Regions from separate parts of the Homo sapiens genome. Here region 1 is linked to region 2. Evidence: read pairs that join two places in POLR2A ChIA-PET (ENCODE). Cell type or tissue: HCT116. All regions are shown on one strand. Links, peaks and the distances in the headings refer to the core of each region. The heading gives the core; the rest is flanking DNA. Region 1 overlaps LOC105369743 (a long non-coding RNA gene). Region 2 overlaps ANO6 (anoctamin 6).

Region 1 (11,754 bases), core at 4,171-6,670, 160 kb after region 2:
AGCAATGGGGAACCTGTGGAGAACTTCAGAACGGAATGCTGTAGGCAAGAATGTGATCTTTGTCCCTGGTGAGGACTCATCTGCCTTCTCTCCTAAGCTCTCTCTTCTGATGTGCTCTTTGAGCCCTCGTCACCGTCACCGTTAAGATTCAAGGAGTTTGATAGCAGTTCTCACAATAGGGAGGCTGCCTTGCAGCATTCCTGAGGGGAGAAGGAGAACTGACCCCACCCAGAGCCTTCGGATTCCATGGAGCATTCAAGCATAAATGAAGGGGAAATCCTAGAATAACCTGCTGTGGCTGTGACCATTTCATTTTATTTGGGGAGATGTTTTCCTTTGGTTATGAAACAGATTTTACAAATGCTCTTAATAGCATTTCCATTTCCCAGCAGAAAACAAAGATAAGACAGGTAGCCCTTTAAACCCCTTGCCTCATTCCCGAAAACAGTTCAGCACATGGGATCCTTTACAATGCTGGAATGATTTGATTTTTGTCACTTTACCAACTGGAAGATACGCCTGAGATCGGTCTTGCCCTTCATTTCTCATAATTTCACCTGTTCTTGGCCATAATCAAACCTAGTTCTTCTAATTAGAACCACTTCGCACAGGAACTCAAGCAAGTAGACTGTGATTCCTAATACCGTTCAGGGTGGATAAGCACATTTATGTTACAAAATACCCTGCCATTACTTTCTTTCTTGTCATTGTCGCTTGAGGTGAGTCAGAGTGATAAATCGCTGTCAGTCACCTAAGAGGAAGCTGCAGGTAAGAGGCCTGCTCTGTGGTACAGAACATGCTACAGCCCTGGAAACAAGCGACAGCACTGGCTGCAACAAAATTCACGGGCTGACCACACCGCTGGGCTTTTTCTCCCCTACTTTGTCTTTAAATCAAATCAAATTTTACCTTCAAGTATTTTGGTTCCTTTGGGACAATCAATATTCACCATTGCAGGGCTCTAGCTTCAAGATCAAAATCTTACAGCAACCCTTTTCCCAGGACTGGGATAGAAGAGGAAGGAGGGAGGCAGTGCAAAGAATCCAGGGAAATAAAAGACAATTAAACAAAGGGAAATCTCTCTGGAGACTCCAACAATTAACAGAAGGCTCCCTGTCCCTCATTTCTGCTCTGTGGGAAACCTCTGGGTATAACTAAGAAAAAATATTCCATTTCAATTGCTCCCTAAAAGACTGAAAAGCAAACATATGTAAGGAGCAGCTCCCAGGAAATTGTTTAAATGCTCTTTTCATTGGTGGTGGTGGGGCAAATACAACACCAGGAGCTCTCATGGGATCCCATAGAGAACTATCACATAAACACTCACCCTTCATTAATAATGAGGCAGGTTAATGCGTTCTTGAGACCTCTTCTTCAGTCTCCTTCATGAGGATAAATCATTGCATTGCCTTCCTTGTTTTAATCTAGGAAATTGCACTGAAAGCCTAGAACAGAACTTTTCCCAGACAATATTCTTCCACATCATCTCTTGAAGCTCTATTACCTGTTCAATGTGAACAGTGTAATTCCTAATACTTGATTATGGCACTCTCTATTATAAAATGAATGGATCCCTGGATGTCTCCTCAGAGCTTTTTCCCTGGGTTTTCCTATTGTATTCAGGGCTCCAACCCTTGGCAGTTTGTCAGCCTGGATAATTCCACAATATTATTGTCTTCCAAAGCTTGTCTTTCTTAACATATCCAGTCATGGGCAACTAATTGCTTACTATAAATTCCACCACTTTAGCTGCTGCACCTAATAGTAAAAGAGAGAGCACACCAGTGTCCTGCTCACAAACCACCCCTCAGTGCAGCCCAGTTTCTGCCAGGATGGCCAGTCTGTTACAAACATATCTTTGTATCAGTCCTCCAAACATTTTCTTAGGAACTCTTTGACCAAGCCATGCTATGCAAACTAAGCCACATCTTTGTCATCTGTGAACCAGAGCCTGAGGCAAATGTACTCCCCTTCCTTCCCACCTACCCTGCATATTGTAAATGATGAGAAGGAAAGGAAACTTTGGGGTAAAAACTGAAGGTTTTAATCTTCTGATCTAAGTATCTTAAGAATATAGTTGGCATCATCAAAAACATACCATGTTTTAATTAGGCTGGACAAGTACATTTAGAGTACAACACAAACTCACTGAAAAAAAAAAATGAAGGCAAGGTCTGGGGCAAAGACAGCATCGATGGTGGTTTTACCTGGGTTCAAGGCAGCCTGCCTATGATATGGGAAAAGACATAAGATTTAGAAATAGAGGACCTTGATTCAAGTCCTGGATCTGCCACTGGCCAGCTTCATAAATTTTAGCAAGTTAAGAAACTGAATATACAAATGGACAATGGCCAGAGCTTATATAAAAATAGATCACTGACCCTCAGCCTGCAGCAACCTGCCCAGGAAACTAACCCCTTTATCTACAATCAGCCCAGGAAGCCAGCCTACTATAAGTCAGACTTGTAGGAGGTCAGAATGCTATGTCTAGTGACAAACCAGGAACCTAAACAACACCTCTCTAACAATTGGCCCAGTATGACCAGGACTTGATGAATAACAGCTTCCCTAATTCCAGTTCCTGCTTGTACCCTAGGACCAACCAGAGAAAGCCAAATATGCCCCCCTAACCATAACATAGAATGCCCACTTCTGCTTAGCTGCCTACAGCTTCCCCATGCCAGCAGCCACCAATCAGGGCATAGCTGAAGCCTTCCTACTCCTCTGCCTGCCTTTGAGTCTCTGTCAAAACACAAGTGACAGTGGCTGACTCCCTTGCTATAGCAAGCTCTGAATAAATAGGCTTTGCTTGTTCTCATTTGGCTGATCTTTATTTCCACAAAGGCATTTAACCTCTCTAGGCTCTAACTTCCTAATCCATAACAATGGGGCTTGTTTCCACTACTTGGCGTCATTATGAAGTCCCTAATGTCTATGCTTCTCACCCTGGATTCAGGGTGTATAAGAAACCACAGGATCAACATGAGTAATCCCCTTGGAGGTGAATGTTTCAATGATTAAAGGAGAAATGGTCGTATTAAAACAAACACAGATATATTTTGAAATTGCATGCAAAATTCAAATGAATGTTTAATATAAAATAACAATCTTTAAATAAATTCCAGCTGGGCATGGTGGCTCACGTCTGTAATCCCAGCACTTTGGGAGGCCGAGGCTGGTGGATCATCTGAGGTCAGGAGCTAACGACCAGCCTGGCCAACATGGTGAAACCCTATTTCTACTAAAAATACAAAAAATTAGCCGTGTGTGGTGGCAGGCACCTGTAATCTCGGCTACTAGGGAGGCTGAGGCAGAATTGTTTGAACCTGGGAGGCAGAGGTTACAGTGAGCTGAAATTGCGCCATTGCACTCCAGCCTGGGCAACAAGAGTGAAACTCTGTCCAAAAAAAAAGAAATTCCACACTTACAGTAAGCTGCTTCATCTAGGCCCCAGGGTTATACCTTAACCTTCCTCTGTCCTCAGTGAAACCTGTGTGGAAAAGACAAGGGTTGACATATGTTGAAAGCACCTTGTCAGCCATGAAATTCTAGAACAGTGTTCTCAAAGTGTGGTCTAGATTCCCCTGGGAGGGTCTAAGTCCTTTTCAGGAGGTCCACAAACACAAAACTATTTTCCTAATAACACAAAGACATGATTTGCCTTTTTACTGTCATTCTCTCACGAGCATAGAGTGGAGTTTCCAGAGGCTCCATGACATGGAACATGGGCATAGACTGAATGCAGGAGCAGGTATGAGCATCTAGCCGCTTGCTGTTAAGCCAGACATTAAAAATAAAAAACAATGCCACTCTTCTCACTAGATTATTTTGAAAAGTACATTCTTTTCCATTACAACATTTTATGTTTTACATGCAATGGGCTTATTCTTATTTTAAATTTTTTTTAATGTTCTGTTTTCATTTCTAATACAGTAATTTCTAATTCTAATACAGTATTTACTATATTCATACATATGATTCATACAAACAAAGGTTTTTGTGGGCTCTCATAACTTTTTTTTTGAGAGACAGAGTCTCGCTCTGTCGCCCAGGCTGGAGAGCAGCGGCGCAATCTCGGCTCATTGCAACCTGTGCCTCCCAGGTTCTAGCAATTCTCCTGCCTCAGCCTCCCTAGTAGCTGGGATTACAGGTGCACATGCCACGCCCAGCTAATTTTTTGTATTTTTAGTAGAGACGGGGTTTTACCATGTTGCCCAGGCTGGTCTCAAATTTCTGAGCTCAGACAATCCACCCACCTTGCCTCCCAAAGTGTTAGGATTACAGGCATGAGCCACCACACCCGACCTCAAAACTTTTAAGAGTGTAAAATTGTTCTGAGAACCACTGCTTTATAAAAATTTGGACCAGAGCTAATCATAGCATTTACATTTAAGTTGGCTAGTAAAACTTCAAGCACGAGGGTAGCAAAAAAGACCAGCGCAGTCTTTCCACTCTCTATGCATGTGAAATCCATTTTCTGGTCAATGCCAACCTCTAGTAAAGCTCTGTCTCTGATGCAGGGTCTGCGCTGGTGCTTCCGCTCAGGCAAGCTGCCTCATCCTGCCCAATGCCCACTGAGCTCTTGGTCTTCCTCATTTCCTAGTTGTCCATCCTGGGCTACATAGTGTGATAAGGCCTGCTGTGGTTTCTTTTGTGTATCCTGCCACATTCAGCACATATTTGCGTGTATGTGTGTGTGTGTGTGTGTGTGTGTATGTATGTGTGTGTAAGATATATATACACACATATATATTTCATTCCAAGCTGTTTTCCTGGAAATCCTGGAGTCCCAGAAAAGGACATGTGATCAGCAATACAGATTGAGCATCCCAAATCCAAAAATCTGAAATCCAAAATGCTCCAAAATCAGAAACTTTTTGAGTGCCAATGTGATGCCATGAGTGGAAAATTCCACATCTGACTTGATGTGGCAGGTCACAGTAAAAATGCAGGCACCCAAAACACACTTTGTTCAGCATCCCCAAGAGAAAATAAAATTACCTTCAGGCTATGTGTATCAGCTGTATGTGAAATACAAATTTTGTGTTTAGACCTGGGCCCCATCCCCAAGATATCCTATTACGTATATGTAAATATTTCAAAATTCAAAAAAATCTGTAATTTTTAACACTTCTGGTCCCAAGGATATCAAATAAGGGATATTCAACTTGTAGTAGTGTGACTAGTGTGCAAAAAGTGATCAGAACTATAAATCCTGGTGTCATCTAGAGGCCCACTGCAAAAACATGACCCACATTGATCCTGTAAGCCATATGCAGGGAGTAATTCCATTAAAGATATTTCTTTCAAACAGGGAATATTGTGTATTAATTCAGTATTTATAGCACACTTGGAAAAGAGATGTTCAATAAATACTTGTTGAATTAATGAATAAATGCCTCATCTGTCCTGATAATAGATTTTCTAACCAAAAGATGTAGGAAGTATATCCAGGAAAGTAGCATAATGTTAAGAATGACAGTTGCTTGCTCAAGTCACCAAATCAAGATGAGTAAAGCTTGGTTTGGTACAATGGCTAGTCAGAAGTCCTGATGGTGAGCTGTGAGGACTATGAGGAAGTGTCACCTGTGTGTCTTGAGTATAGATGCTGCTACTTCTCCAGCCACCAGCCCACCACTGAAGTGAGTCACAGTCCAGGATGCAGTTACAGTAGCCTACTAGAGTGGGCTGATGCCAGCGCTTAATCACAGGTCACACAGAGGCCAACGCAAAAGGCCATTGAAATGGATCTGGGACTCTGAATTTCTCAATCCCCATATCAAAACACTGCATCGAGCAAACTCCCAAACTCATCTGCGGTGTGGTTCTCATGAACTAATTCCCATCTGGTCTGCCCAGTTGGAGACAAACCTAAGCAGGAGGCAAATCAAACAAGGCTATCATGATATTGATGCCCTGTTACTCCTTGTCCATGGGAGAATGGTAAAAGGCAGTCTGTCTGGACATGAGGGCATTTGAATTTGGACCTTTAAACAAATTCTCAAAGGTAAATACTAACACTCATTTTCATTCAGCTTACCTGAAGACAATAATTACCAGAGTATTCAAGATATGATTTAATTGCTTTTTTTTTTTTTTTTTTTTGAGACAGTATCTCGCTTTGTTGCCCAGGCTGGGACACAGTGGCATGATCTTGGCTCACTGCAACCTCCGCCTCCCAGTTGACTGCTGTATGTGTTATAGGTTTGTCGATGAAATTAGACTTTTGGAACAACTAACTTCTGACTTTATTGACTCCCTCTATTATATATTTTCTATTTCAATAATATCTATTTTCTTTTCTGTTACTTTCTTTTTCCTTCTACTTTCTTTGGGGCCAACTCCGTGTTTTTCTGTATCGAATTTCTTAAGTTAGATTTATTCAATAATTCATTCAACAAATATTTGTGTGTCTATTATGTGGCCAGCATTGTTTCATGTGCTCAAGATAGAGTAGCATTGTTTGGCTCATTAATATTCCAATACTGGCATTTAAGACCATTAATTTTCCTCTAAATCGTATTTGAGCTGCAACCCACAAGCTTTTATATGTATAGTTTTTTGTTGTTGCTATTATTAAAAGTATTTTAGATCCTCCCTTGTTTTGCTTTTCAATCTGAAATGCCTTCATGCCATTTTAATTTTTAAAAGGTAATTTAATTGAGCCTAATTTCTTTTTCTTTTTTCTTTTTTTTGAGACAGAGTCTTACTCTGTCACCCAGGCTGGAGTGCAGTGGCGTGATCTCAGCTCAATGCAAGCTCTGCCTCCCAGGTTCACGCCATTCTCCTGTCTCAGCCTCCCAAGTAGCTGGGACTACAGGCGCCCACCACCATGCCTGGCTAATTTTTTTGTATTTTTAGTAGAGGCGGAGTTTCACCATGTTAGCCAGGATGGTTTTGATCTCTTGAATTGAGCCTCATTTCTTTTTCACCTAAGTTGCTTTGTTGTGTGATTTGAAATCTGTAAGACTGCCCTTATATTATCAAGTCTAACCTTAAATGCATTAAAGCAAGAAAAGTTTCTGTATACTCTAATACTGATTTTTTGACAGTTATTGAGATGAGTTTTGAACTGACATATAATCTGTTTTTGTGAAGGTTTCATGTGTGTGCTTAAGAATATATTTCTTGAGGACATCGGCAAGATGATAGAACAGGAAGTCCCAGGCTCCCATTTATTTATTTATTTATTTTTTGAGACATAGTCTCACTCCCAGGCTGAAGTGCAGTGGCACGATCTCAGCTCACTGAACCTCCACCTCCCAGGTTCAAGCAATTCTCCTGTCTCAGCCTCCTGAGTAGCTGGGATTACAGGCATGTACCACCATGCCTGGCTAATTTTTTTTTTTGTATTTTTAGTAGAGACAGGGTTTCACCATTTTGGCCAGGCTGGTCTCCAACTCCTGACCTCGGATGATCTGACTGCCTCGGCCTCCCAAAGTGCTGGTATTGCAGGCGTGAGCCACTGCACATGGCCAGACTCTCATTCTTCCAAGGAAATATCTAGTAAACAACTAATGACTAAAATAGCTTTATAGGAGCCCTGGAGACCAAAGATCTGCAGCAAACAAGTAAATGTCCAATCAAAAAAAAAAAAAAAAAGCCATACTCAAAATGGCAGTAATATTGCGGCATTTTAGCTCAACCTTGCCCTACCTTCTCTCTGGCATGGCATTGTTGGGAGGAAGTGGCCCATTTTCTGGCTCCCTCTTGCAGGATGAAAGGAAAAGTGTGAAACTTGTTTGCAATATTCTGACCTGTCTGTGGGCTGACCATGGAAATGATTTCTATATAATCTAACCCAGAGTTCAGATAGAAATGCCAGCATCGTTTGGATATCAGGTTGGAAAACATTGATGGCAGTGGTGGGTGCCATGGCATGTGAAGACTGCAGGGGGACTTCTGACTCATGAACATCTGGAGATAAGAGATTGCAGAAAGAATAATGCAAGAGTTCCAGGCCCTGAGAAGAAGCAGGGATGAGATTCTTAAGGAAATTAAGACATTTAAAAGCAGCTATATATATAGGAGAATGAGGTTGGGGTGGGAGGGAAGCATACAAACAGACCCAGAGAATGTGTTTGCTGACAAAAGATCTGAGAACAACTTAAGCCTTCATGCTGGCCTTATGAGAAGGTATACCATCTCCCTTACAGAGACAGTCAGCAAAGACTAGGAAAGGTGGCCGTTTTTCAAATGCCCAATTTTCAACCAAAGCAAAATCACAAGTCATACAGAGAAACAGAAATATGACTCATTCAAAGGAAAAGAAATTTCCAAAACCAACCCTAAAGAAATACAGGCTTTGGACTTACTAGACAAAGACTTTAAAACAACTGTCACAAATAAGTTCAAATAGAAATTTTTTTAATAACCAAATTCTGGAACTGCAAAACAAACACTGAATTGAGAAAATATATTAGAAGTGTTCATCAGCAGATAAAAACAGGAAGAAGAAAGAATCAGCAAACCTGAAGACAGGTTATTGGAAATTATCAAGTCTGTGTAGCAAAAGAAAAAAGAAGAAAGTGAATGGAGCCTAAGGGACTATGGGATACCATCAAGCCAACCAAAATATACATTAAAGGAATCTCAGGAGAATAGAAAGAAAGGGGTAGAGAGTTTATTTGAAGAAATAATGGCCAAAAGCTTCCCAAATTTGAGGAAATACATAGATATACAAATACAAGAAGCTGAACAAGCTCCAAGTAGAATAAACCCAAAGAAAACTACACTGAGACACATTATAATCAAGCTATCAAAAGACAAAGACTGATTCTTGAAGGATGACTACCAGAAGCTGGGAAGGGAGGTAGGGAATTGGGGCAGAAATGGGGATGGTTAATGGGTACAAAAAGTAGTTAGAATGAATAAGACCTAGTATTTGATAGCACAATAGGGTGGCTATAGTCAATAATTGTACATTTAAAAGTAACTAAAAGAGTACAATTTGATTGTAACACAAAGGATAAATGCTGGAAGTGACAGATCCCCCTTTTGCCCTGATGTGATTATCACACACTGTATACCTGTACCAAAATATCCCAAAATATCATATATATATATATATATATATATATATATATATATATATATACACCTACTATGTACCCACAAAAATTTTAAAAGAAAATTTTTAAAAGAGATTCTTGAAAGTAGCAAGAAAAAAGCAAATTGTCACATACAAGGGATACTCAGTAAGACTATCAGATTTCTCAGCAGAAACCATGCAAGCCAAAAGGCAGTAGGATGATATATTTAAAGTGTTGAAAGAGAAAAGAACTTCACCAATAATTCTATATCTGACAAAACTATTCTTCAAAAAATATGAGAGAAATTAAGAAATTTCCAGAAAAGCAAATAAAGAAATTTATTTCCACCAGATCTGCCCTACAAGAAATGCTGCAGTGATTTATTCAAGTTTAAATAGAGGCATACTAGACAGTAATTCAAAACTGCATAAAAATATAAAGTTCCTTGGTAAACACATGAACAAATACCAAAACCAGTATTATAATTTTGGTTTATAATTTCACTTTTTCTTCCTTTACAGGATATAAAAGCAAAAGCGTAAAAAATAAATCTATATTAATGCTACACAATAGGTCTGGGCACAGTGGCTCACACCTGTAATCCCAGCACTGTGGGAAGCCAAGGCATGTGGATCACTTGCGTCCAGGAGTTTGAGACCAGCCTGGGCAACATGGTGAAACCCTGTCTCTAAATACAATAATAATAATAATAATAATAATCATCATCATCATCATCATCATCATCATCATCATCATCATCATCAGCTAGCTGTGGAGGCTGAGGTGGGAGGATTGCTTGAGCCTGGGAGGTGCAGGTTGCACTGAGCCAAGATCTCGCCCCTCCACTCCAGCCTGGGCAGGAGAGAGGGACTCTATTTCAAAAAAAAAAAAAAAATAGTTGCACAATATATTAAAATGTAATGTGTTATGTTAATAACATAAAGGGGCATAGCTCTAGAAGAGTAATATTTTTATATGAAACTTAAGTTGGTATCAGTTTAAAAATATTGTTATAATTTTAGAATATTTTAGAATATTGTTAGAATTTAGAATATTTATATAATTTTAGAATATTGTTATAATGGTTACCAGAAAGAAAATATCTATAGAATATATGCAAAGGAAAATGAGAAGGTAATCAAAAATGTGTCACTACAAAAATAATTAAACATAAAGGAAGGCAAGAAGGAAGGAATGAGGGACAAAGAAAACTATAATACTCACAGAAAGAAAATAACAAACTACCAATAGTGAGTCTTGCCCTATCAGCAATAACTTTAAATGTAAATAGGTTAAACTTCCCAATCAAAAGACATAGATTGGCCAATTAAATTTTTTAAAATATGATTCTACTATATGCTATCTACAGGAGACTCACTTTAGATCTAAGGACATGCTTAGGTTGAAAGTGAAAGATGGAAAAAGATATACTATAAAAATAATAACCAAAGAAAGCAAGGATGGCTAAACTAATATGAGACAAAATAGGCTTTAAGTCAAAAACTGTTACAAGACACAAATGTTGATATTATGTAATGATAAAAGGGTTGATTCATCTAGAAGATATAACAATTATAAACATATATAGCAAACTTCAGAGGTCCTAAATATATTAAGCAAACATTGACAGAATTAAAAAGGAGAAAAAGATCTATAATTATAGTAAGACACTTTAATACCCCACCTTTTATTAATGATAGAACAGCTAGACAGCATATAAGACAGAATATAAGGACACAGAGGTCTTGAACAACATTAAAGACCAATTGGACCTAACAGACATACATAGAATATTTTATCCAACAAAGCAAAAAAAACACATTTTTTCTCAAGTATATTTGGAACATTATCCAGAAAAATCTACATGTTAGGGCATGAAATAAATTAAAAAAGACTGAAATCATACAAGTTATCTCTTCCAACCACTATGGAATGAAACTGGAAATCAATAGCAGAAAAAAATGGGAAAATTTACAAATATGTAGAAATTAAACAATACTCTCTTATACAACCATTGGGTCAAAAAATAAAGGAGAAATTAGAAAATATCTTGAGACAAATGAAAATGAAAACACAACATACCAAAATCCATGGGATGCAGCAAAAGCAGTGTTAATAGGGAAATTTGTAGATGCAAACAAACATATATACTCAAAATGAAGAAAGAGAAAATGGCAACCTTCAGCTAGGTGTGCATGGAAATGGTCCTAATTCATGCCTCTGGCCTGCTGCTGCAGCAGCAGCTACCTGGGGCTTGTGCAGCCAAGGGCCCAGCCAGAACACCCAGTAAGGCTCTCTCACTTCCTCAGAAGAAGGAAGATATTCATGATTACAATGATATAGACATGGCATGTCTTCTGGTAGAGTGGGAGAAGGATGATGACATAAAAAAAGATCTTCCAGAGCACAAGAGACCCTCAATACCTATCAATTCTTATATATCAACCTGGGCAAGCCTGAAAGCACGTTGAAAATGATGAAAGAAGGGAAGATTCTTATATGTTTGTCGCTGTATCAGGAACCCCACTGAGAAAGAGAGACGAAATCATGAGCCTCTGTCAGGGCAGTCTTTTCAATGCTAATGAAATGTCCAGAGGTTCATTGTGGGATCAGACCATACTATCTTCATGCTTCATGATGGAAAATATGCCTGGGAGATCAAGAACTCTTGTCAGTGAAGACAAGTGTGCTGACGCACCTCTGGAGGGACAGGTGTTCCCTG
Region 2 (12,628 bases), core at 4,935-7,434:
AACCCTCTCCTATTTTAGGAAACTTCTTTAAAATCATTTACACAAATGTTTAAAAAGGCCAGGTGCATTTTTTAATGTATTAGTGTGTCAGAGAGAGTACAGATATCTCTATATCTGCACACAGATTAGGCTTTTAAATAACTACATAGTATTCCATTGTGTATGTACTATAATTTACCTAATCACCTATTAACAGGCGTGTAGATTGTTTCCAGTTCCCCCACTACTCCATTACAAACAGTAGTGCTGGATTCCTTTTACAAACCCAGGTCTGGGCACAGTGGCTCATGCCTGTAATCCCAGCACTTTGGGAAGCCAAGGCAGGCAGATCACTTGAGGTTAGGATTCCAAGACCAGCCTGGCCAACATGGTGAAACCCCATCTCTACAAAAATACAAAAATTAGCCAGGTGTGGTGGTACATGCCTGTAATCCCAGCTACTCGAGAGCCTGAGGCAGGAGAATTGCTTGGACCTGGTAGGTGGAGGTTGCAGTGAGCTGAAATTGCACCGCTGCATTCCAGTCTGGGTGACAGAGTGAGACCCTGTCTCAAAAATTAAATAAATAAATAAATAAAATACATACATACATACTTAACCAGGATGAAAAAAATAATGAAGAGCTACCTAAGAAGAATAACTGGGCTCTGATCTTGGTGAAAACCATCTTTGTTTTTCACCTTCCTGTTTATTGGTCTTTACAAGAGTTGTTGTGAAAGGCATTTCATTCTTTCCTGTCCTCCAGTACCTGACCACATGCCAATACCTCTTCTTCCTGCAATAATAGGAAGGGAAAGGGCTTTCCTTGGCAACATTAGGTCATAGTCCTCCCCAGGAAGAAAGGTCTGTCTGGATCATTAACGGGCATAGACTATTTTTAGCTAAGGAAAACAATTTTTCTTGTAAGAATTGCTATTTCCGTGCTCAGGGCAGCACATGCATCCTTTCTGGCTGCTTCCACCCATTGGCAAGGGGCCAGCTCTCTAATGGAATGTGAGCAGTCTTACTGCTAATCAAGATTTATGGTGGAGACCAGGACGCCTGGCCGCTCATTGGATTTGCAGACCCTCCAAGCTAACAGCGGCAGCCTTGAGATTAAGTGCAATGCAGAGGCTCTGGTGCTGTTCCCAGGCCCTCCCTTCTTCTCTGGGGCCAGCTTCTTAGCCACAGGTATCATCTGGCATTATTTTATAAGCTGTGCCATAGTGCAGATGTTCTTTTCTGAGGAATTACTTTCATTTCTGACTCATTTCAGGAAATGAGACAGTCTATCAGAGGTATTCTTCATTTCCAGACCCCTGGAGAGTTCATTTTCACCTGGGATTTCTAACCACATGGGGGCAGTGCTTTATTTACCCAGATGTGAGAAATAACAGTAATGAATAGTCTTCTTCTAAGGCAGCCCTTACTTCCCTGCAGAATCCAGTGTGAAGGCCCAGAGGTAGCTTATGCCCTTATTAGTGTAAATATTTCTGAGGCTTTGGTTTTGTGATGCTTGTGGACATGCTGTGTGTATGGGCTTTGGTGCAGGAAAAACATAATTTAGCAACAGATTTAAAAGGTAGTCTGGAGTGTTTCTAATTACTGTTTGTTTAGTTCACCATTGCCTAATAAGTGGATTTAAGTAACCTCGGGGGTAGGGAATGTAATGTTCATATTACAGTCAACCATGCAAATCAATTTCTAACTAAGTATTGCAGAGAACACACCGTGGAGCCATTTTATAGAAGTATTCCATTGAATCTTAAATTTAGACCTGAGAGCATTTTGGATTGGGCATTTCCCACTGGTTGATGCACACAGCCATGTGTGGTACAGTCCCGTTTAAGATCCTTCGGTGGCCTTTGGCATTTAGTTTTCTTGTTAATTCAATGTAGTTTTCTTTTTAATTTTCCCATCCTTCATTGACCATAATAGGGAACTGAAGTATTAAGAGGGCCCAGAACAGTAGTTGTCAACCTTGGTTGTAGCTTGGCATCATTCTGGGAACTTTGAAATTACTGATGCCTGAGGCCACCTCCAGAGATCTGGTTTAATTATTGGAATGCAGCCTCCACTGGGATTTCTAAAAGCTCCCAGAAGATGTTATTGTGCACCAGGGGTAGTGAACCACAGACCTGAGATGTCAGGGTCCTGAGAGCTCATCTCATCCAGTGGTTCTCAGCCCTGGCTGCAGATTAGCATCATCTGGAGAGCTCATGAAAGAAGCACTGAGGTCCCACCACCTGAAACGACCTTTCAGAGGAAGGAGCCATTCTTTTTAGAAGGTGCTCAGGTGATTTTGATGCACAGCAAGAGTTAAGGTTAACTGACATCTTAGCCATCCCATGTTATAGATAAGGAAAATGAGAGCAAAAATGGTCAAATGGCTTGTACGAGGTCAGGTCCTTGTTGTTACAGAGGCAGGTCTGATGCCGCCTCCTGCTCTGTCTGCAGCCTAACACCATCCCTTATATTGGCCTGTTGTATTTATTGATGCCTCCTCATCCTTCAGGTGATGTTCCTGCCTCCAGGAGGCCTTTTCTGACTCCTCATACTCACCTCCCATCCAGCCTGGGTAAGATCCCCTTCCTTTGTATTTGAACAGCATCCTTCCTTCTTTTTCCCCTCCGACTGTCAGTTCCGGGAGAACAGGCCTGTCTTTCCTGTTATTTCTGTAACAGTAGTGGGGTTTCAGATAATATTTGTTGAATTGAAGTTCTGTAACTTTTTATTCCTCAGTCCACATGGATTGCTGAAAATAATCCATTCCTATATGCATGCTTCAGAAAAGAACTTCAGAAAGCAAAAGTTATTTTTTTTTTGAGACAGTCTCACTCCGTCACCCATGCTGGAGTGCAGTGGTGCAATCTCAGCTCACTGCAACCTCTGCTTCCCAAGTAGCTGGAATTACAGGTGCATGCCACCACACCCAGCTAATTTTTGTATTTTTAGTAGAGACAGGGTTTTGCTATGTTGACCTGGCTGGTCTTGAACTCCTGACCTCAAGTGATCCACCCACCTCGGCCTCCCAAAGTGTGGGGATTACAGGTGTGGGCCACCATGCCCGGCTGCAAAAGTTATTTCTTACCTGTCTATGGCTCACTGTACTATGGGCCAGGATCTTAAAAGCAAGAAGGACTTCCCACCCTGCCTTCCAGGAGAGAGAGTTTTAGCAAAAAATGTTTGGCAAGGATATTTTGATGACAAAATAATGAAAACAAGATTTCAGTGACCTTACATGTTACTCAAGCTATGTACAACATCCAGGGACCTTCGAATAACATACAAATGTATATGGCATAACAAAAGGGAGTATTGTGGCATTACCTAACAACAAAAAGTTGTCTGAAGTAAATGATGCTATTTTATAAATATACATTTTAAGGACTGAATTATTATTTGGTGCAAAAGTAAATGATGCTATTTATAAAAATACATTTTAAGGACTGATTATTTGATGCAAAAGTAAAAGTAATTGTCATTACTTTTAATAGCAAAAAGTACAATTACTTTTGCACCAATCTATAATATTTTAAAGCAGCCACATTCTGTTAGTATAGCTGAATTAAATCCTTTGGCTTCTTTGGATTAATATGTTTTGTCTTTTCAAATGATTTTTAAAAACTCTATCTTCTGTCATTGCAGTGTACTTAGGATCATCCTTGGCCAATGTTCTATTTTTACTGGAAAAGTATTTTCAGATTTGCACTATTTACATTTACCCTTGTAGCTGTACCAGAGACTTTTCTGTAAAAGCAAGATCACAGCTAGTATCTGCTTAGCCTACAAGTGGCCAGGAAGCTCACTGCTGAGATGCTGAAAAGTAATAATTTTCTTGGGTGAAAAATACATAGTTAAAATTTTTTGGAACTAAAACTGCAAACTGGGCCTCGTTGTAGAGTAGACCCCAAGATGTTAAGATGGTGCAAACAGGACAGAATAATAATTGAAATGTGAAGAACCTCTTTGAAATCCTAAGTCTTCATACTTTCATGCATTATTTTTAAGAGCCTTCATATTGGAGAGCAAATGGTAATGTGGCAGTGTGGAAGTAAAGTCACCATATATCATGGAAAATCTTCCTAAAACAAATATTCTTGAAACTTTCAAGATAAAGCAAATCAATTTAGTTGGAGGTAAATATAAAACGTTTTTATATTAAATAACTTTTATTGTTTAAAGATGCAAATTTTTTGTGAAGATAAAACATGAAGATTTGAAGAACCACCTTTTTGGGTTTTTTTTTCTTTTCTTTTTTTTTTGCTGCTATGTAGGTGAAAAATTTAACAAAAACTACTAATGAGTAACCAACTTCTATCACACAAACTTCAGAGGCTCAGCAGTGCATTCTGGAAGTGAAGAGAAGGGTCAGGAGAGAAAAAAGGGTTTTTTAAATATGTAAGACTGCATTTTCAGTGTTTTCATCTATGTCCTGTCATCAAACTTTTATAACTACCCTGCAAATTAGGATTTATTCTGACCAGATTTTTACATTTACCTGTTCACTAGAGAGAGGAGCCAAAATTTAAATCCAAGTAAGTCTGATGTCCTTGTGTTTTTACACTGAATATGGCCTCTCATGTCATAAGAAGAGAGAATTCTCCAGAAGAGACATTATTAACTATGAGCGTTTACCATGCTGGTGGAAGAGGGCTGGCTTTAGCTTCCCTTAGAGTTCTTAATAAACACAAATAAGTTGATGAGAAAAAGTGTTGGCAGTGGTATGGAAAAAAGGGAATCCTTGTAAACCATTGGGAATATAAATTGCATAACCATTATGGAAAACAGTATGAAGATTCTAAAAACAAAAATCAAAAATAGAACTACCACATGATCCTGCAGTCCCACTTCTGAGTATATACCCAAAGGGAATGATCTTAGTATCTTGAAGAGACATTCACACTTTTGTGTTCATTGCAGCATAATTCACAATAGTCAAGATATGGAAACAACCTAAGTATCCATTGATGGATGAATGGATAAAGAAATTTTGGTCCATATATACAGTGGAATGTTATTCAGCCTTAAAAAAGAAGGAAATCCTGCCATTTGTGACAACATGGATGAACCTGGGAGATGTTATGCTAAGTGAAATAAGCCAGACACAGAAAGACAAATACTGTTTGACCTCACTTACATGTGAAATCTAAAACAGTCATAAAACCAGAGAATAGAACAGTGATTGCCGGGGGGCTGGGGGAAATGAGACATGTTGGTCAAAGGGTACAGAGTTTAAGTTAAAGAGGACTAAGTTCTGGGGATCTAATGTACAGTATGAATGGTGATGGAGTGTGTTAATTTGATTGTGGTAATTGTTACACAGTGTATATCAAATCACATTGTACACCTTGAATATATTCAATCTTTGTCAATTAAATATTTTAAAATGGAAGAAAGGATGGCCAATTTTGATCAAAAGTCATATAGTCAGATAGAATTTTGTGATCTGACTCCCAGAAACTACACATTTGATTTGGGGAAGGCAGCCAAGCAAAATAGTTGATAATTTGCTCTTTTCGTTTGATTCCTAGGTTTGAGAATCTTGGCTTTCCTACCTACTAGCTGTGTGATTTTGGGCAAGTCACTTAACCTCTTTGTGCCTTAGTTTCCTCATTGGTAAAATGGGAATGATAAAACTTGATTGCTATTGATTTTCTTCTCACATGCTGTGAGTTAGAAAAATGTAGGAATTTGTAGAATGGTTCTGTTCTGCTCCAACAAATTGGGTTCTTTGCTGTGAGCCTTGGTCTGCTTCCTATTTACGCCTCCCCATTAGAGCCATTTCTATTTCACAGGCACAGGGATCTCTTCTGTTGCTTCCTGGGAGAATCCTGAAGGAGGCTTGCCATGGGGTGAGGCTTCCTTGGAAACAGAGGCATAGTGTTCTAAATGAACTGAGGGTTACTAAGTGGTCTGAATACACTTATGGGTAAGGAATGTTATCACAGAGGATTGTTCATTCATCATGAGTCACAGAGCCTCCCAGAACTTTCTCTTGGAGCTCATGCTTATCTCAGCAGCACGGGGCACAACTGACCACTCCCTGCTTCCTGAAATTCTTTTTTTACTTGGCTTCATGATGCTACTTTATCTTGATTCTGCTCACTGCTCACTTGTTCTTTCCCAATCTCTCCTGCTGGATCCTTCTCTTCTTCTGGCCCCTAAACTTTGGAGCACCCAGGGCTTAGTGCCCTGACCCTCTTCCCCATCTCCACTCCTTAGGTGATCTCATTCATTTGCAAGGCCCTGAATGCCATCTGTATGTGGATGACTTCCACATACTTATGTCCACTCCTTATCTCTCCCTTGCTTTACAGCTGTCGGCTTTACTTCTTCACTTAGTTGTTTAGTAGATGAGTTGAACTTAACATTTCCAAAACCAAATTCTTGATTTGTTTCGTGAGTCTATACTTCCTCCATTGTTTTAACCTATGCAGTGATACCACCTAGTCACTCAGGCCCCAAAGCTGAAGTCATCCTTGATTCCTGCCTTTCTGTGACACCTCGTATTCTCAAATTCAAGCACCCAACATCCCCTGCGCCCACACCTAAATCGGAGCCCAGGCCACTACTAAGTTTTGCAAGGACTCCTGTAGTCGCTTCCTGCCACCATTCATGCACCTCTTGGTCTGAGTTCATAGAACAGTCACAGTGATCCTTCTCTTTTACACCTTTATACTGTCTGTAGTGGCTTCTCTACAAACAGTATAAAATTCAAACTCTTGGCCATGTACTGTAAGGCCTCTGCTACCTCTCCATCCTCTTCTCTTCCTGCTCTGCGTGTCTCTTAACTGTGCTCTAGCCACACCTGTCCCTTGACATGTCACTCCTTGCCTGGCCACTATCCTCATCATCCTCTCCACCCTCTGTCACCTCCCAACTCCTTTCTCATCTAGGATGCTTGCTGCTGCACTTCCTTCAGTTCTCACTTGAATGTCACCTACTCAGAGCTGTCACCCCTGACTTATCTATCTAAAATGTCACTGTTACTCTGTATCCTCTTAACCTGCTTTGTCTTCAAAACATTTATCTCCAACTGAAATTAGTATATGTACATTTGTTTGTTGTCTCTATCCCAGTAGATTGTAAGCTCTGTAAGGACATTGATCCTGGTGCTCGATAAGTTGTATGACTGAAGGAGTTAGTAAATTAATGCTCTGGAATCCCTGTGTTAAAAATACTAAAGAATCAAACACCTTTCTCTAGACCCTTAGATCCGTCTCCATCTCTTACCCTGTTTCTCTGTCTCCTTTTATTTATTTTTTTATGTTTATTTTTTGAGATGGAATCTTGCTCTGTCGCCCAGGCTGGAGTGCAGTAGCGCCATCTCGGCTCACTGCAACCTCTGACTCCTGGGTTCAAGCAGTTCCCTGCCTCAGCCTCCCAAGTAGCTGGGATTACAGGCACCCGCCCCCACACCTGGCTAATTTTTGTATTTTTAGTAGAGATGGGGTTTCACCACATTGGCCAGGCTGGTCTCGAACTCCTGACCTCATGATCCACACGCCTCGACCTCCCAAAGTGCTGGGATTACAGGCATGAGCCACCATGCCCGGCCTGTCTGTCTCCTTTTAAAGCAAAACTTCTAAAATGTTGCCTACATGTACTACAGCTTCTTCATTACTCATTTATTTTTCAATCTGTTACGTATGGTGTCTTTTCCCATCACTCTTCTGAAATTGATTGTGGCAGAGTCATTCAAGATCTGTGTGTTGCTGCTTCCAATGGATACGTTTCTATCTTACTGGATCTCTGAGTGGCTTTAAGCAGTTTTCTATTGCCTTCTTGAAATTACCTTCTAACTTGGCCTTCCCCCTTCCCTACTGGCCATTTCTTGATCCTCTACTGGCATTTCCTTCATTACTTGGCCTCCTGGGAATGTTGAGAATTCTTCATGCTATGGTTTAAGCCATACCTCTTCTGTCTACATGCTCATCTATTTCAGGGGCTTTAAATACCATTAATTTGCTGACTCTCCAAGGTGTATATCTCCAACACTGAGCTCTTCTGAGTTCTAGACGCCGTACCCTCCTCCCTCCTTGACAGCACTCCTGGATGGATGTCTCATGTTCAGGGAGGAACTCTTGATTTGCTTCCATGTCCCATCTACCCCATCCTGCCTCTGCGCTCTGTGTCTTCACCATCTCAGTAAATGGTACCACCATCCTTCCAATTTACAAAGTCAGAAACCTGTATATCATCCTTGGTTTCTCTTCTATTGTCCTTCCTCTCCCCCCAGTACTTCTACCTTCAAAATGATTTTGAGTATCTTCTCTGTCTCCACTACTATCATCTTAGGCCAGCTTCGTCACCTGGACTTCAACATTAGTCTAATGACTGGGTCTGTCGTTTCCACTCCTGCCACAGAAGTATGCTCTGTGATGGTGTGGTGCCATCCCATTGTTTACCTGTCAGTGTTTACCTCACTTGTTCCCCAGCCTCTCATGTCTTCACTGCCCTGCAGTCACACCGATCTTTGATCATATCTTTGAGCACACCAAGATACTTTCTGCTTCAGAACTATGGTCTTGTTTTTTCTTTTTCCTTGCATGCTCTTTTTTTTAGCCCTGCATAGCCAACTCCTCATACTTCATGTCTCAAATATCACCCCTCAGGGAGGCTCCTGTGACCCACCCTACCCGAAATACTTCCATCTCTTAATCTCTGCTATATCAACTTGTTTATTTCCTTCATATCTCCAAGCAGAGTCAGTTATTTTAAAAGTACTTATATTTAGTTTTTATTGTGGAATATAAGCTTCCTAAAAAGGGACATTTTCTGTTTTATCTTCTGCATCTAGCACGTGCCTGGCATATAGTAGGTGCCAGAACAGTGATTCTTACGTTTATATGTGTTCATGCCATGAGCTCCCCGCCTTTTTTAATTGGGGGAGAAATGAAAAGTTTTTATTTTAGTCAAAGTTTTACATAATTAGTTAGAATGTTTACATAACTCAAAAATTAAATAATGTTGCAGGTTTTGTTATGAAAACCAGCTGCATCACCTTTTCTGTTCGCTGTTCCCCAGAGGCCAGGATTTTTAACTGTAGCTGATTCTTTTAGTAATTACCTCTATATCTCTGGTTAACATAATTAAATTATAATTTATCTATTTTTCAGTTTTAGGCATTATCTATTGATGCAGAAGTATTTAGCTCTTTTTCACCTACTCCAGCCCCCTTCCCTTCTCTCACAAACTTTCCCAACCCCATTCCCTCAATTGTAATTGTGTTATAATTTTGGTAAGATCAGTATGCAGTGTTTACTTTATTATAACTATGTAATACTTTCCACAGATGAGCTATATAATATAGTTTGATTACTTTTCCTCTGGAGACTGTACAGCAGATACTGATATTATTAGTTTTTCATATAGTTATGAATAATTCAACCTCACACTTTTACCCAATTGTAAATCTCCTCTCAGTGTAATCAGCCATGCATGGAATCCTGTCAAATTCATCCTTTGGGGGAGATTCCTCCCACAGCCTTCTGATCTCCTCCACGCTGCCCAGGTTGGTCTTTAGACCTCAGCCGAGTGAGGGATTCCTTTTCACCACCATCCTGAGAACTTGTATTGGAGCCCTACATTTATGTCTTATTTTTTGTTGGTTTACTATTTTATTTTGATGGAGCATATTTCTCAGTGTCTTATGTAGAAAGGGTTAAAGGCAGGTAATTTTTTTTTAAACTTGCGGGTCTGACAATGCTTGTATTTTTCTCTGGCTTTCAGTTGACAGCTTGACTAAGTATATAATTCAAAGGTGGAAATTATCTGCTCTCAGAATTTTGAAGCCTTCTACTTTCAGGAGTTGCTCTTGAAAAGTTCCTGCCATTCTGACTTATGATCCTTTGTATGAAAAACTTTTCCGCTCTGGAATTTTGTGGATTTTTTTCTTTGAACGCAGTACTTAGAAATTCCATAATGATTAGTATGGTGGAAACTCAGGAGACCCTTTCACTATGGCAAGCCCCACCCAATTCATTTTTTTAAGTTAAAAAAATTATTATATGTATTTTTTAGAGATAGGGTCTTGCTCTGTTGCCCAGGCTGGAGTAGGTGGCACAATCATAGCTCATTCCACCCTCAAACTCCTAGCTCAAGCTATCCTCCCCGCTCAAACCACCCTCCACCTCGTAGCTAAGACTATATGCATGCACCACACCTGGCTAATTTTTAAATTTTTTTGTAGAGACAGGGTCTCTCTGTGTTGCCCAGGCTGGTCTGGAACTCTAGGCCTTAAGTGATCCTCCCCACCTTAGCCCCCAGAGTGCTGGGATTACAGGTGTGAGCCACCGTGCCCAACCCCCAACTCCATTTTTTAAAGGAAAAAAGTGTCCTTCAGTTTGTTTTCAGTCGTGGGAGAAAGGTGTTCTTTAATTCCTAATCCTTTTCAATTTGGGGAAATTTCTTTGACAGTTACTTGCCTTCCATTTTGTCTAATCCATGAATACGTCTGTTATTTGGATATTGGCTATCCTGAATTGGTTCTCCAATTTTCCATGTTTCCTATTTTTCACCTCTTTTTGCTTAACTTTATTGAACATTTCCTGAATTTTATCTTTCAAGCCTTCTGTATCATTTTAATTTCCAAAAGCTCTTTTTTTTATTCTTTGACTATTTCTCTCTTTCTCCCTCTCTCCCTTTGGTAACATCTTGTCCTTATTTCATGGATGCACTTTTCTCAATCTCTGATGATGCAAGAGTTTTTTGTTGTTTGTTTTAAGCGTCTTTTTCATGTGATTTCTCCCTCTTCACCAAGTTGCTTTGCTGTTTCTCTGTTAGATGCCCTCTCAGTGTCTGGGAAGTCTTGTCCCTTCTAATTTTTGAGTAGCTGTCTAGAAAGATGGCTGGAAGTTCTGTAGTAGTGGATGGCATTTGGCAATTATGCACTTCACTTTAGGGTGACCTGTTTGGCTGTTTGTTTAGGAAACTCTGTTAGTAATTTTAGGCCGTCCCTCCACCCACCCCTCCAAGTTAATCAGACCAAGAGAAAATACAGCTAGTCAGAAAGCTAAGTAGAAGTCTAGGAGTCTCAACATTCAGCAGTAATCTTTTGTGTAATCTGTCTTTTCAGTATGGGATCCCCATCCTCAACTGTGCCTAGTATCCTCTTGTCTGAAGAGCCTCTGTTCACTCTTTCCAGAGAATACCTTTCAAGTCTTTTCCTAGGTAGGGTGGGGTTGGGAGGCAACCACTTGTCTTTAAGCCTTGAGGAAGGGAATCTGGAGGTCCAACTCCTCAATAAACAGACTTACGACCATTCTCCTGCCCTACCTTCAGTCCCACTTCCAGAGGAGCCTGTGCTGCCAGCCTCTTGAGGGCTTATAATTTAAATGAAATTGCTTCGAGGCTTTCCTATTTTAGTATTTAGCTTTCTCCAATTGGCTAAGTAGTTGCACTTGCCTAACACAATGTCTCCCCAAATTGTGTTACTGTCTCTCCTCCTCTATTTTCTTTGTCTTTATTGGTTTATGTTCTGGTAGTACTTGAGGAGGGGGCAGAGCTAAATGCATATATTCAGTCTTCCATCTTTAAATAAAGTTTCACCGACATGAGTTTTTAATTGTTTACAAGGCATTTGATCACACTTCTGAAACAAATTTCTGTGTGACCTCTGAGTCCCCATTTCACCGTAATTCTTTTGTTACATTATGGGGCGAGTACGTGGAAAGCCCCTGGGTCAGTGTTTAGGACACTTGGGTTCCATTCCCACATTTGCTACAAACTCTTTAATCCTGGGCATCCTGCCTTGTCATTATTTCTGTTCCATAAGACTAAGGAATTAAAAATGATTTTAAGATCTCTTTTTACGCATAGATTTATTTCCAAGAAGTTGAGATAATTGTATGTAACTGAACACCGGAATAGGAAACAGAGTTGTGGCAGCCAGTTGAAGAAATGTGAAGTTAAGTTTCTCCTTGTATTTTTTAGTCAGTCTCAGTAATTCTGACATTTTCAAAGTCAGGTAAAATTGCAACCCACATTTCATGAACAAGAGCTGTTAAAAGGTTAAAAATTGTGGATTTTTTTTCCTCTGGGCTATTTTCAGCTGATAACAGTTCAGCTCCAAAGCACACTTGGATTCATGTTCTCAATAGCCAGATAAAATGTTAGTTTTGAACAGAAGAACAGGAAAGATAATAGAGGTCTATTTTTTCCCCTTTTGCCCTCTGGCAAGGATGGCCATCCTGGGAGCACCCATCAGGAAATGTGTCCTTCCCATCAAAGCCATGTTTGAAAAGATAATACGCCCATCTCTGTATATTTTTTTTCTCTTTTCTAAGTTGCTGCTTCTCAGCTGGATGGAAAGACAAAGTGGACATGGCATGTCACCGTGACTTTGAGTGACGAGTTTGATCAGTAACCCAGTGTGCTCAGCTGTGGTCAGTACAATGACTGAGGAGAAAATGTGGTTGTGAGATCAGTGACCCTGTGGCCTACAGACCAAAGGGCAGTGCTTCACAAATTGCCATGTACATGGGACCCAACCCCTCACCAATTACTAGCACAGAATCTCCATCAGGCAAGGTGTAGGAATCATTTTGCATAGTTCTCCTGGTTATTGTTACACATTTGATTCTTGCACTGATTCTGGGAAAACATTGCCTTGGGACAGGAAGCCAAAAAGAAAATTGGAGTCTTGAA

What was found. ChIA-PET counts read pairs that join two places held together with the same protein. Peaks named below come from ENCODE experiments on the same cell type or tissue, not always from the same donor. Only the 100,000 strongest peaks of a DNase experiment are listed, where the experiment ranks them.
Region 1: POLR2A ChIA-PET joins it to region 2 with 5 read pairs; 1 of 35 experiments calls an interaction of 5 or more read pairs at or near these places.

What each region holds. Positions count from the first base shown.
Region 1 is chr12:45,433,563-45,445,316 of GRCh38, forward strand. All of the region lies in intron 5 of LOC105369743 (a long non-coding RNA gene), which reads right to left. It also overlaps a transcript of ANO6 not described here and the pseudogene MESDP1. Among named protein-coding and RNA genes, the nearest start is that of ANO6, 220 kb to the left of the region's middle. RefSeq lists enhancers at 1-119, 120-1,026. In HCT116, for the core only: no CTCF peak of the experiment used is centred there; a DNase peak (open chromatin) is centred at 5,669.
Region 2 is chr12:45,267,970-45,280,597 of GRCh38, forward strand. All of the region lies in intron 1 of ANO6 (anoctamin 6), which reads left to right. Among named protein-coding and RNA genes, the nearest start is that of ANO6, 58 kb to the left of the region's middle. In HCT116, for the core only: no CTCF peak of the experiment used is centred there; a DNase peak (open chromatin) is centred at 5,922; H3K4me3 peaks cover 531 bases; H3K27ac peaks cover 1,069 bases.